Regions from separate parts of the Homo sapiens genome. Here region 1 is linked to region 2. Evidence: read pairs that join two places in POLR2A ChIA-PET (ENCODE). Cell type or tissue: IMR-90. All regions are shown on one strand. Links, peaks and the distances in the headings refer to the core of each region. The heading gives the core; the rest is flanking DNA. Region 1 overlaps FBXL20 (F-box and leucine rich repeat protein 20). Region 2 overlaps LASP1 (LIM and SH3 protein 1).

What was found. Peaks named below come from ENCODE experiments on the same cell type or tissue, not always from the same donor. Only the 100,000 strongest peaks of a DNase experiment are listed, where the experiment ranks them.
Region 1: POLR2A ChIA-PET joins it to region 2 with 5 read pairs; 3 of 35 experiments call an interaction of 5 or more read pairs at or near these places.

The regions. Positions count from the first base shown.
Region 1 is chr17:39,357,908-39,360,407 of GRCh38, forward strand. All of the region lies in intron 1 of FBXL20 (F-box and leucine rich repeat protein 20), which reads right to left. Among named protein-coding and RNA genes, the nearest start is that of FBXL20, 42 kb to the right of the region's middle. RefSeq lists an enhancer at 1,209-1,503. In IMR-90, for the core only: no CTCF peak of the experiment used is centred there; no DNase peak of the experiment used is centred there.
Region 2 is chr17:38,876,451-38,883,678 of GRCh38, forward strand. It overlaps LASP1 (LIM and SH3 protein 1), which reads left to right. Exons shown (of 7, transcript NM_006148.4): 2 at 1,636-1,730. Among named protein-coding and RNA genes, the nearest start is that of LASP1, 10 kb to the left of the region's middle. RefSeq lists a silencer at 1,305-1,384 and enhancers at 3,476-4,058, 5,226-5,808. In IMR-90, for the core only: no CTCF peak of the experiment used is centred there; a DNase peak (open chromatin) is centred at 3,701; H3K27ac peaks cover 1,891 bases.

The sequences.
Region 1 (2,500 bases), core at 1-2,500, 480 kb after region 2:
CGTTTTTATTTTGCCTCAACTTTTGAACAAAGTATTAGTTCAGGTTTTCCAGAGAAACAGAAACAATTACATATATATAAACTCTTCTCATACATATGCATATGAAGAGATTTATTATAAGAACTGTCTCACAGAAAGCTTATAATGTAATCCAGTCAGAGTCCAAAGGCCTAACTAAGAACCAGAAGTGGAGGTGAGGCAGTATTACCAGCGTCCAAAGGCCAGAACAGGAGCTCTGATGTCCAAGGAAAAGAGAAAATGAATGTCTCAGCTCAAGGAGAGGCAGTATTCTCCCTTCCTCCACCTTTTTGTTTTATTCAGGCCCTCAGCTGATTGGATGATGCTGGCCCACACTGGTGAGGGCGGATCTTTCTTTACTCAGTCTACTGATTTAAATACTAACCTCTTCCACAAACACCCTCACAGACACACCCAGAAATAATGTTTTACTAGCTATTCGGGCATCCCTTAGCCTTCTCAAGATGGCATATAAGGCCAGGAGCAGTGGCTCATGCCTGTAATCCTAGCGCTTTGGGAGGCTGAGGTGGGTGGATCACTTGAAGTTAGGAGTTTGAGACCAGCCTGGCCAACATGGCGAAACCCTGTCTCTTCTAAAAATACAAAGATTATCCGGGCGTGGTGGCGTACGCCTGTAATCCCACCTACTCAGAGGCTAAGGCAGGAGAATCACTAGAACCCTGGAAGTGGGGGTTGCAGTGAGCTGAGATCAAACCACTGCACTCCAGCCTGGGCAACAGAGTGAGACTCTGTCTCAAAAAAAAACAAAAAAACAAAAAAACAAACAAAAAAAACACCTCTCAGTAGAAACAATAACAACACTATCAACAGAATGAAAAGACAACCTACACATTAGGAGAAAATATTTGCAAATATCTATCTCAGGAGTTAACACCCAGAGTATATAAAGAAATCCTACAAACTGAAAAACAAACAAAAAACAATCCAACTAAAAAATGGGCAAAAGGCTTGAATATTCAGACGTTTCACCAAAGAAAATATACAAGGGACCGATAAGCACATGAAAAGATGCTAAACATCACTAATCATTAGAAAAATGCAAATCAAAACCACAAGATACCACTTCACAATCATTAGGAAGGCTATTTTCTAAAACAAAAAATCTGGCAAGGCGCAGTGGCTCACGCCTATAATCCCACCACACCACTTTGGGAGGCTGCTGAGGCGGGCTGATCGCCTGAGCTCAGGAGTTTGAAACCAGCCTGGCCAACCCCATATCTACAAAAAAAATATAAAAAATTAGCGTGGCGGCACGCACTTGTACCTGTAGTCCCAGCTACTTGGGAAACTGAGGCAGGAAAATGGCTTGAGTCCAGGAGGTGGAAGTTGCAGTGAGCCAGGATTATGCAACTTCACTCCAGCCTGAGCGTGGGTGACACAGCAAGATCCTGTCTCAAAAACAAACAACAGAGGTGGGCCTGCAATCCCAGCACTTTGGGAGGCCAAGGCGGGCAGATCATGATGTCAGGAGTTCAAGACCAGCCTGGCCAACATGGTGAAACCCTGTCTCTACTAAAAATACAAAAATTAGCCAGGCGTGGTAGCACACCGGAGGCTGAAGCAGGAGAACTGCTTGAACCCGGGAGGCGGAGGTTGCAGTGAGCCAAGATCACGCAACTGCACTCCGGCCTGGGCAACAAGAGTGAGACTCCATCTTGGAAAAAAAAAAAACCCAGAAAGTAACAAGTGTTGGTGAGAATGTGGAGAAATTGGAAACCTTAAGAGACATTGCTGCATTGCTCATGGGAATGGAAAATGGTGTGGCTGCTACAGAAAACGGTATGGCAGTTCCCTAAAAAATTAAACAGAATTTTCATATGATCCGGCAATTCCTATTCTTATTCCTATTTCTTCAATTCCTATTTTGGTACATATCTGAAATAACTGAAAGCAGGTTCACAACAGCCAAAAGGCAGAAGTCACTCAGGTGTCCAACAGATGAATGAATAAACAAAATGTGCTTTTTACATAAAATGGAATATTTAGTATTAAAAAGCAATTATTACATACAGAATTAAATTATTCAGATAAAACATTAAAGTATTAAATGTATAAACATAAAATATTAAAATTATGTTGTTTTATGATTATATAAAATTTACATAAAAACATATATTACATATTATTTAGTATTAAAAATGAAAAAATTCTGACACATGGATGAACCCTGAAGACATTATGCTAAGTGGAATAAACCAGTCACAAAAGTACCACTTACAAAGGGTACCCACAGTAGTGAAATTCATAAGAGAAAGGATAGTGGTGGTTGGCAGGGGCTAAAAGGGGAGAGGGAATGGGGAGTTACTGTTTAATGGTTAGAGAAGTTTCAGTTTGGGAAGATGAAAAAAGTTCTACATGTGGATGGTGGTGACAGGTTTCATAACAATGTGAATGTACTTAATGTCACTGAACTGTACACTTGAAATTGCTTTACGTGGTACATCTTATGCATATTTTATAA
Region 2 (7,228 bases), core at 2,756-5,255:
CCTGGGTTCAAGCGATTCTCCTGCCTCAGCCTCCCGAGTAGCTGGGATTACAGGCACGCCGTCACTGCACCCGGCTAATTTTTTTGTATTTTTAGTAGATACGGGGTTTCACCATGTTGGCCAGGCTGGTCTTGAACTCCCAACCTCCAGTAATCCGCCTGCCACAGCCTCCCGAAGTGCTCGGATTATAGGCGTGAGCCACCGCTCCCGGCTAGATCTGTTCTCTTTCTGTCATCACTCTCTTCCCTCCGTCGGCCACCCTGGATGGGCCCTGTGTCCCACATTCTCTTTTTTTTTTTTGAGACGGAGTCTTGCTCTGTCACCCAGACTGGAGTGCAGTGGCCTGGGTTCACGCCATTCTCCTGCCTCAGCCTCCCAAGTAGCTGGGACTACAGGCACCCGCCACCACGCCTGGCTAATTTTTTTGTCTTTTTAGTAGAGATGGGGTTTCACCATGTTAGCCAGGATGGTCTCGATCTCTTGACCTCATGATCCGCCCGCCTCGGCCTCCCAAAGTGCGGGATTACAGGCGTGAGCCACCGTGCCCGGCCGTGTCCCACATTCTCACACGCATGAATGGATTGGAGCTGTGGTTGGCACAGTGAAGCCCCTCTGCACCCCAACACACACAATCTCCAGTGTGAGCCCTGACCCCCTCGGCTAAGGTTCACACCTGCTGTGCCCAGCACCTGACATCTGAGTGCTCAGAGGTGCCAAGTGCTGTGCTGAGGGCTTTGAAGGTGATTTCTCCTCAGTCCTGGACAATCCCAGGAGGGCCAGGTGTTATTACATCCATTGTACACACCAGGAAGTGGGCTCCTCTGAGGTGCAGGGCCCCGCCCAAGGCCATACAGTTAGTGGGGTAGAGCTTTGATGTCCACTATAGGGGTGTCCACCTTCAAGGCTTTGAAGTAGAGCCCTTCAGTGCCTCAGTGGGAGACCCGCTGCCGGGTGCTCTCCTGCCCTCCTCCTGGGGTGGGAGAGGATGAGGGAAGGGTAGAAAGGATGTGTTGTGTTGACAGAGCCTGGGACACCCAGCCCACTCCTCTGGCCAGGCATCCCACAGGAAGTGGGAGGTATCGGAGCTGTAGCACCACCTGGGGCTCATGTGGGGCTGGTGGGTGTGCTGGGCCCTGGTACAGGAGCTAGGAGCACCTGGGTTCTGGGCCTGGGTGTGTGGGGGCTGGGCCTTCCTCTTCTGAGGCCTTGGTGCCACCAGAGGAGCTGCTCCTTCATGTTCAGCGGCTGCTCCCTAGCAACCCAGCGCAGCTTTGCATAAGCAATGAGGCCTCGCCAGCTCTGGGCAGGAGGGGTTCCCTGGGGAGGGTGGAGCTGACTTGGGGGCTGCTGCCACTGCTATAACTGGGCTCTTCCCCCCTGTCCTTCATGCCTGCCTGTCTCTTCCTCCTGGGTTCAAATGGCCCATTGGTGGAGGATGAGGAAGGAGAGAGGGGAGGGGAGTGCCAAAGCCTGTGACCTGAAATGCCCCCAGCTCACCTGGGATGATTCCATGTTCTCCCCACAGCCATGGGCCTAGGACAGTCCCAGCAGCTCCTGAGTGCCCCTTCCTAGGGCCTGAGCCCCTTTTTCAGAAGTCCTGGTATCTGATGTATGTCCTCCTGTCTCCATCCCCAGTTCTGGCATAAAGCATGCTTCCATTGCGAGACCTGCAAGATGACACTGAACATGAAGAACTACAAGGGCTACGAGAAGAAGCCCTACTGCAACGCGTGAGTCCTGTTCTGGGCAGGGGGCTGGGTGGGCACCTTGGCTCCCTCCCCGAGTGAGTTCTTCCTTTCCTTCCAATAACCGCAAGGTGACATTGGCGAACACTTCCATCCCCTACTTGAACATCACAGTTTGTCCTCACAACAGCTGAATGAAGCAAGCACTTTTTATCCCCATTTAAAGTGCTTTTATCCCCCATTTAAAGTGCATTTAAAGTACAGATGAGGAAACTGGGGCTTAGGGAAGGGAAGAGACTCTCAAGGTGGGATGGCTAGGGCAAGACAGGCTCTAACCCAATTTCGGGCAGTAAGGCGAGCACGTTTCTTTCCACTGTCCCCTGCTACAAAAGAGGGGGCTTTCCTCGTGGTCTTTCAAGAATGAGTGACGTGTCTGTTGTATTTGGGGTTGAGGACTTTGTTCTGTTTACCTTCCCTTATTTCTCTCCTCAAAATCGACAGTTTCCTTCTCTCACCTGGGTACTTCTAGGCTTTGGGGGCTCCTTCCTCCAGTGGTTCCTTCAAGAAAACTCTCTGGAAGCCTCATGCCAGCCCTTTTGGTGTTCATTTTTTGAGAATGGGCAGGGGTGCATAAAGGGTGTTGCCTGGGCCAGATAGATCTCTTCCCTGCCTGGTGAGGGAGGCTGTGGAGACTGTTTCTTTTGAGTATAGTCATCTTGAGTATAGTGCAGCTCTGTTCCTTCTGCACTGGGACCTGCAGCAGCTGACGGTAGGGAGGGAGTATAGAGGTGGGGTCCCCCATCCCAGAGCCTGGAGGAATACCTCCCCTCCCATCCCATCCCATCCCATCCCATGCAATCCCAGAAAGTACAGCAATTTTCCATCTTCCAATTGACCTTGTGAGTAGCAAGTACAAACTCAGTGTTGGGGCCTCACAGCCGCCTCCACCTGCGAGGTGGAGGCTTTGGAAGGTCAAGTCACTTATAAGTAATGATGTAATGATAATTTCTTTTTCTTTTAATTTGCTTTTTTTTTTTTTTTTGAGTCAGAGGACTCATCACCCAGGTTGGAGTGCAGTGGCGCGATCTTGGCTCACTGCAACCTCCGCCTCTTGGATTCAAGCGATTCTTGTACCTAAGCCTCCTGAGTAGCTGGGATTACAGATGCATGCTACCATGCCCAGCTAATTTTTGTATTTTTTAGTAGAGACCGGGGTTTCACCGTGTTGGCCAGGCTGGTCTCGAACTCCTGACCTCAAGTGATGCACCGCCTCAGCCTCCCAAAGTGCTGGGATTACAGGTATAAGCCACCTCGCCCAGCCTTAATTCGATTTTTTTTTTAATTTTAACTTTTTTTTTTTTAACTTCAACCAACTCAAGTAATGGTAATTTCAGTGTTCACATGAATTTAGGATCTGACTTGAGTCCAGTTTTTTTTTTTTTTCTCTTAATTCTCAGTCAGGAGGCTCTTTGCAGCTGAAGTTCACCCAGGGAAAAAAAAATTTGGGACTTGTCTAAAAAGGGGGCTTAAACCTCCAGCCTTACCCCTAACCTTACCCCAAACCTTCCTTGCTTCCTTACCCCCTCCCGTTCCCTGGCTAAGACCACTCTTTCATCTTTTTAGGGGCTCGCTCATTCAGCAGACATTTATTGCCTGCCTGCTGCTATAATACATACTAACCTGCACCAGGTGCTGGGAAAACAGATTCCTGATAAAAATCTCAAGCCCAAGAAGCAACATGAAGTTGTCCCTTCTGGAAGAAGGAGGGCACTGGGCAGGTTATCTGGGTAAAGGAAGGGTTGCAGCTCTGTCCTGGCCCCTCCTTCAGCTGCCCCTTCTCTTCTATTAATTTCTACTGTTCCTCTTCCCCCTACCAACCCCTCCCACCCCCACAAGGGAAATGGGACATTCTTCGAATTCTTAAGGGCTCACACAAGCCCTGGTTCTCTGCCACTTCCTCCCTCCATTGGGTAGTGGGGTGGGGTTCAGAGAAGCCAGGGCAGTTAACCCCTCCGTTGCTGGACCACCTCAGGCTAGATTCTGAGCCTCCGCCCCAGCACGCAGAAGTCTGACCGAGCCTTGGAGCCCAGTGACTCAAGCAGCCTAGAATTCAGTGAGCACTGGGAGCTGGAGAAAAATCAGAGGCTTGTCCTTGTTTTCTCTGCGTTTTATCAGCCTCATCCAAAGTTCCAGCTTACTGTTTTTACTGTCTTCTTGGGAAGCTGCCACAAGGTTGGGTGGAGGGCTCCTGCAGGGACTGGGGGAGCCAGAAGAGGCAGATCAAGGTTTCTTCTCTGGGTGATGCTTCCAACTTGCAGAGGCAGAGGTTCCCCTGTCTCCCTCCTGGCCTCCAGCCAAAAGAAGCAGGTTGGCCTCTCCATGTTTCCTCCAGCTTTTGTAGCCCTAGCCTCTGCCATGCCTCATTGACCTTTGGCCCAGTTGGGATGTTTCCTGGGAAGGAGCCTAGTGAGAGAGACCTGGGGGCTTTGTGACCCAGCTGTGTTTCACTTTAGCTGTAGTAGCACCTCCTCGCCCAAGGCAGTCATTCTCCCTCCCCTGCATCCACTGGGCCAAGAAGTTACCCGTGGGGATTCTGGGATGAACCAGGTGTGGCGCCCGCTTGCAAGGAGTGCTCTCTGGACGTGTCTGAGCCTTGGTTTCCCCATGGTTAAAAATTCCTGCCCAGGAGGCCTGGCATAGTGGCTCACGCCTGTAATCCCAGCACTTTGGGAGGCTGAAGCAGGTGGATCACTTAAGGTCAGGAGTTCTATCAGCCTGGCCAACATGGTGAAACTCGTCTCTACTAAAAATACAAACATTAGCCAGATGTGGTGGTGGGCACCTATAATCCCAGCTACTCAGGAGGCTGAGGCAGGAGAATTGCTTGAACCTGGGAGGCCAGGGCTGCAGTGAGCCAAGATTGCCTCTGCACTTCAGTCTGAGCGACAGAGCGAGACTCCATCTCAAAACAAACAAACAAACAAACTAAAGATAAAAAAAAATTCCTGCCCAGGGATGTTGGACCCTAGACCAAAGAGGATTTATTGAGCTCTTGCTATGTGCCAGACGCTAGGCCGAGTGTTTGCTGTCATTCCCTCCTGCTTTCTTACTTTTTTTGTTTTTATTTTGCTTTGGTTTTTTGGAGACAAGGTCTCCAAAAAAACTTCGTCCTGCTCAGTCACCCAGGCTGGAGTGCAGTGGAGTGATCATGGCTCACTGCAGCCTCCACCTCCTGGGTTTAAGTGATCCTCCTGCCTCAGCCTCCCTAGTAGCTGGGACCACAGGCATGTGGCGCCATGCTAATTTTTAAGTTTTTTGTAGAGAGGAGGGCTTGTCATACTCTTGGCCTCAGGTGATCTACCTGCTTTAGCCCAGCCTCCTCGTGTTTTCTTCCTGCCTCTGGTCTTATCCTTGAGTGACATTCAGGTTCCTGAATCCTGGGTTTACCAGGGTACAGCTTTCTGCCATTTCTGTTCTGGTCTTGCTTTGTGGACCACAGGCCTGGCTTCCTTCTCTGAAGCATCACGTGCTCCATGCTGGGCCAAGCCCAGTGCAGGACCCGTAGGGGCACGTGGTTTCTTCTGGCACTTTGCCAGGGAGTTGGGCCCACCCAGTGAGTGTGTGAGTTTGGTGTGCAGGGAGGCCTCTATGTTCTGCCTGTCTCTGGCTAGTCTCTGAGGGGAGCTAGGATCTTGCAGGGGGCTGGTCAAGAAAGAAGAAAGCTATCTTTCCCTGTGGTTTCTCAAGATTCAGATTTAAGCTCTAGAAAGTGACTGTAAAGTAGGCAGTGAAAAGGCCTCTTCTGTTTCTGTCCTTGCATCAGACTTGTTTGGGGGAGAGGCAGGGGAGAGAACATAGGCCAGAGCTCACTGCCAGCCCACCTGGTGTGGCGGACCCCCACATGCGTGCAGTTACACACATGCCTGGTGTGTAGGCAGACACCCACGCCGGTGCTGGGGCGGGGGAGGAGGACTTGGGAGCTGGACTGAATGGGCTGTGTTTGTGTTTCCACCTTCAGGACTGCAGCCATGCAGCCAATGCTGTGGCAAGGTTGAGGGTGCACTCCCGGCTTCTGCACAATAGCCAGTGGTGGAGGAAGAACTGCTAATAGAATTCTTTTTGTTTGTTTTTTTTGAGACGGAGTCTCTGTCGCTCAGGCTGGAGTGCAGTGGTGCGATCTCCGCTCACTACAACCTCTGCCTCCCAGGTTCAAGCGATTCTCCTGCCTCAGCCTCCCAAGTAGCTGGGATTACAGGCACCTGCCACCATGCCCGGCTAATTTTTGTATTTTTAGTAGAGATGGGGTTTTTCCATGTTGGCCAGGCTGATCTGGAACTCTTGACCTCAGGTGATCCACTCGCCTCGGCCTCCCAAAGTGCTGGGATTATAGGCATGAGCCACTGCCCGGCCCGAATTCTTTCTTGAAGCTTCTGGGTGGGTGGAGTGAGCCTGCTCTTGGTGAGAGAGATATTTAAGAGAGATATTTATGCCCTCCATTACTTGTTTTGTAAACTGGATTTTCCAAAAGTGGGGCAGATCAGTCCACACGCCCAGGCTTAGCATAAACCTGCATCGTTGTCTCCCTGCAGATAGTCTAGAGTACTGCCTGTTCCCTCCTCTTTAGGGCCCTACTGACAGGAGGCAGGGTTGCCAGCCAGGGAAACCAGCTTGTGAGGTGTCAAGTGGGAGGTGGGCATGGGCTGGGGAAGGAAAATTGGGGGACTTGGTTGCACCTTTCCCCTCTTCTCTGACTGCACATATTTGGGGTTCATTCTCCAGTTTCCTTGAGCTGTGGGGTAAGGACTGAGGAGGGTAAAGATGTCCCTGATTCTGGGGAGCCAGGAACTATGTTTCTGCCCCTTCCCTTAGGCATCAGATGGGAGTAGGGTGTGGTCTGTGTCAGACAAGGCTGGGTGCTTAAGTGTCTCTGGATTCTAGCAAACTGTCTTTAATCCCAGCTGCTTTTAAAAGGTGGGGCAGGGTTGGGTGCAGTGGTTTATGCCTGTAATCCCAGCACTTTGGGAGACTGAGGAGGGTGGATCGCTTGAGGCCAGGAGTTCAAGACCAGCCTCATCTCTACAAAAAATGAAATAAATTAGCCGAGTGTGGTGGTGTGGGCCTGTGGTCCCAGTTACTTGGGAGGCTGAGGCAGGAGGATTACTTGAGTCTGGGAGGTTGAGGCTGTAGTGAGCCCTGATTGCACCACAGCACTCCAGCCTGGCAACAGAGGGACACTCTGTCTCTAAAAAATGTAAAAATGAAAATAAAAATAGGTGGAGCAGGAGTAGGCAAACCCCGCACTGGGGCCCAGGGCTTTCCCTCCTTCCCAAAATTGTCTGCCTCTAACTGGAAAAATGGGGACTAGGGATGACAGTGTGGGGGAGGGCAAGTGCAAATGGCCAGCCCAAGTAGCCAAATGTGGCCTCCAGGTAGCCCTCCCACCTCACTTACCCCCAAATCCCTGTCCTTCAGGCCTCCTGGAGCCTGAGGGATCACTTTGCTTCCTAACACCTACGTTTTACAGATGAGGAAACAGGCCCGCG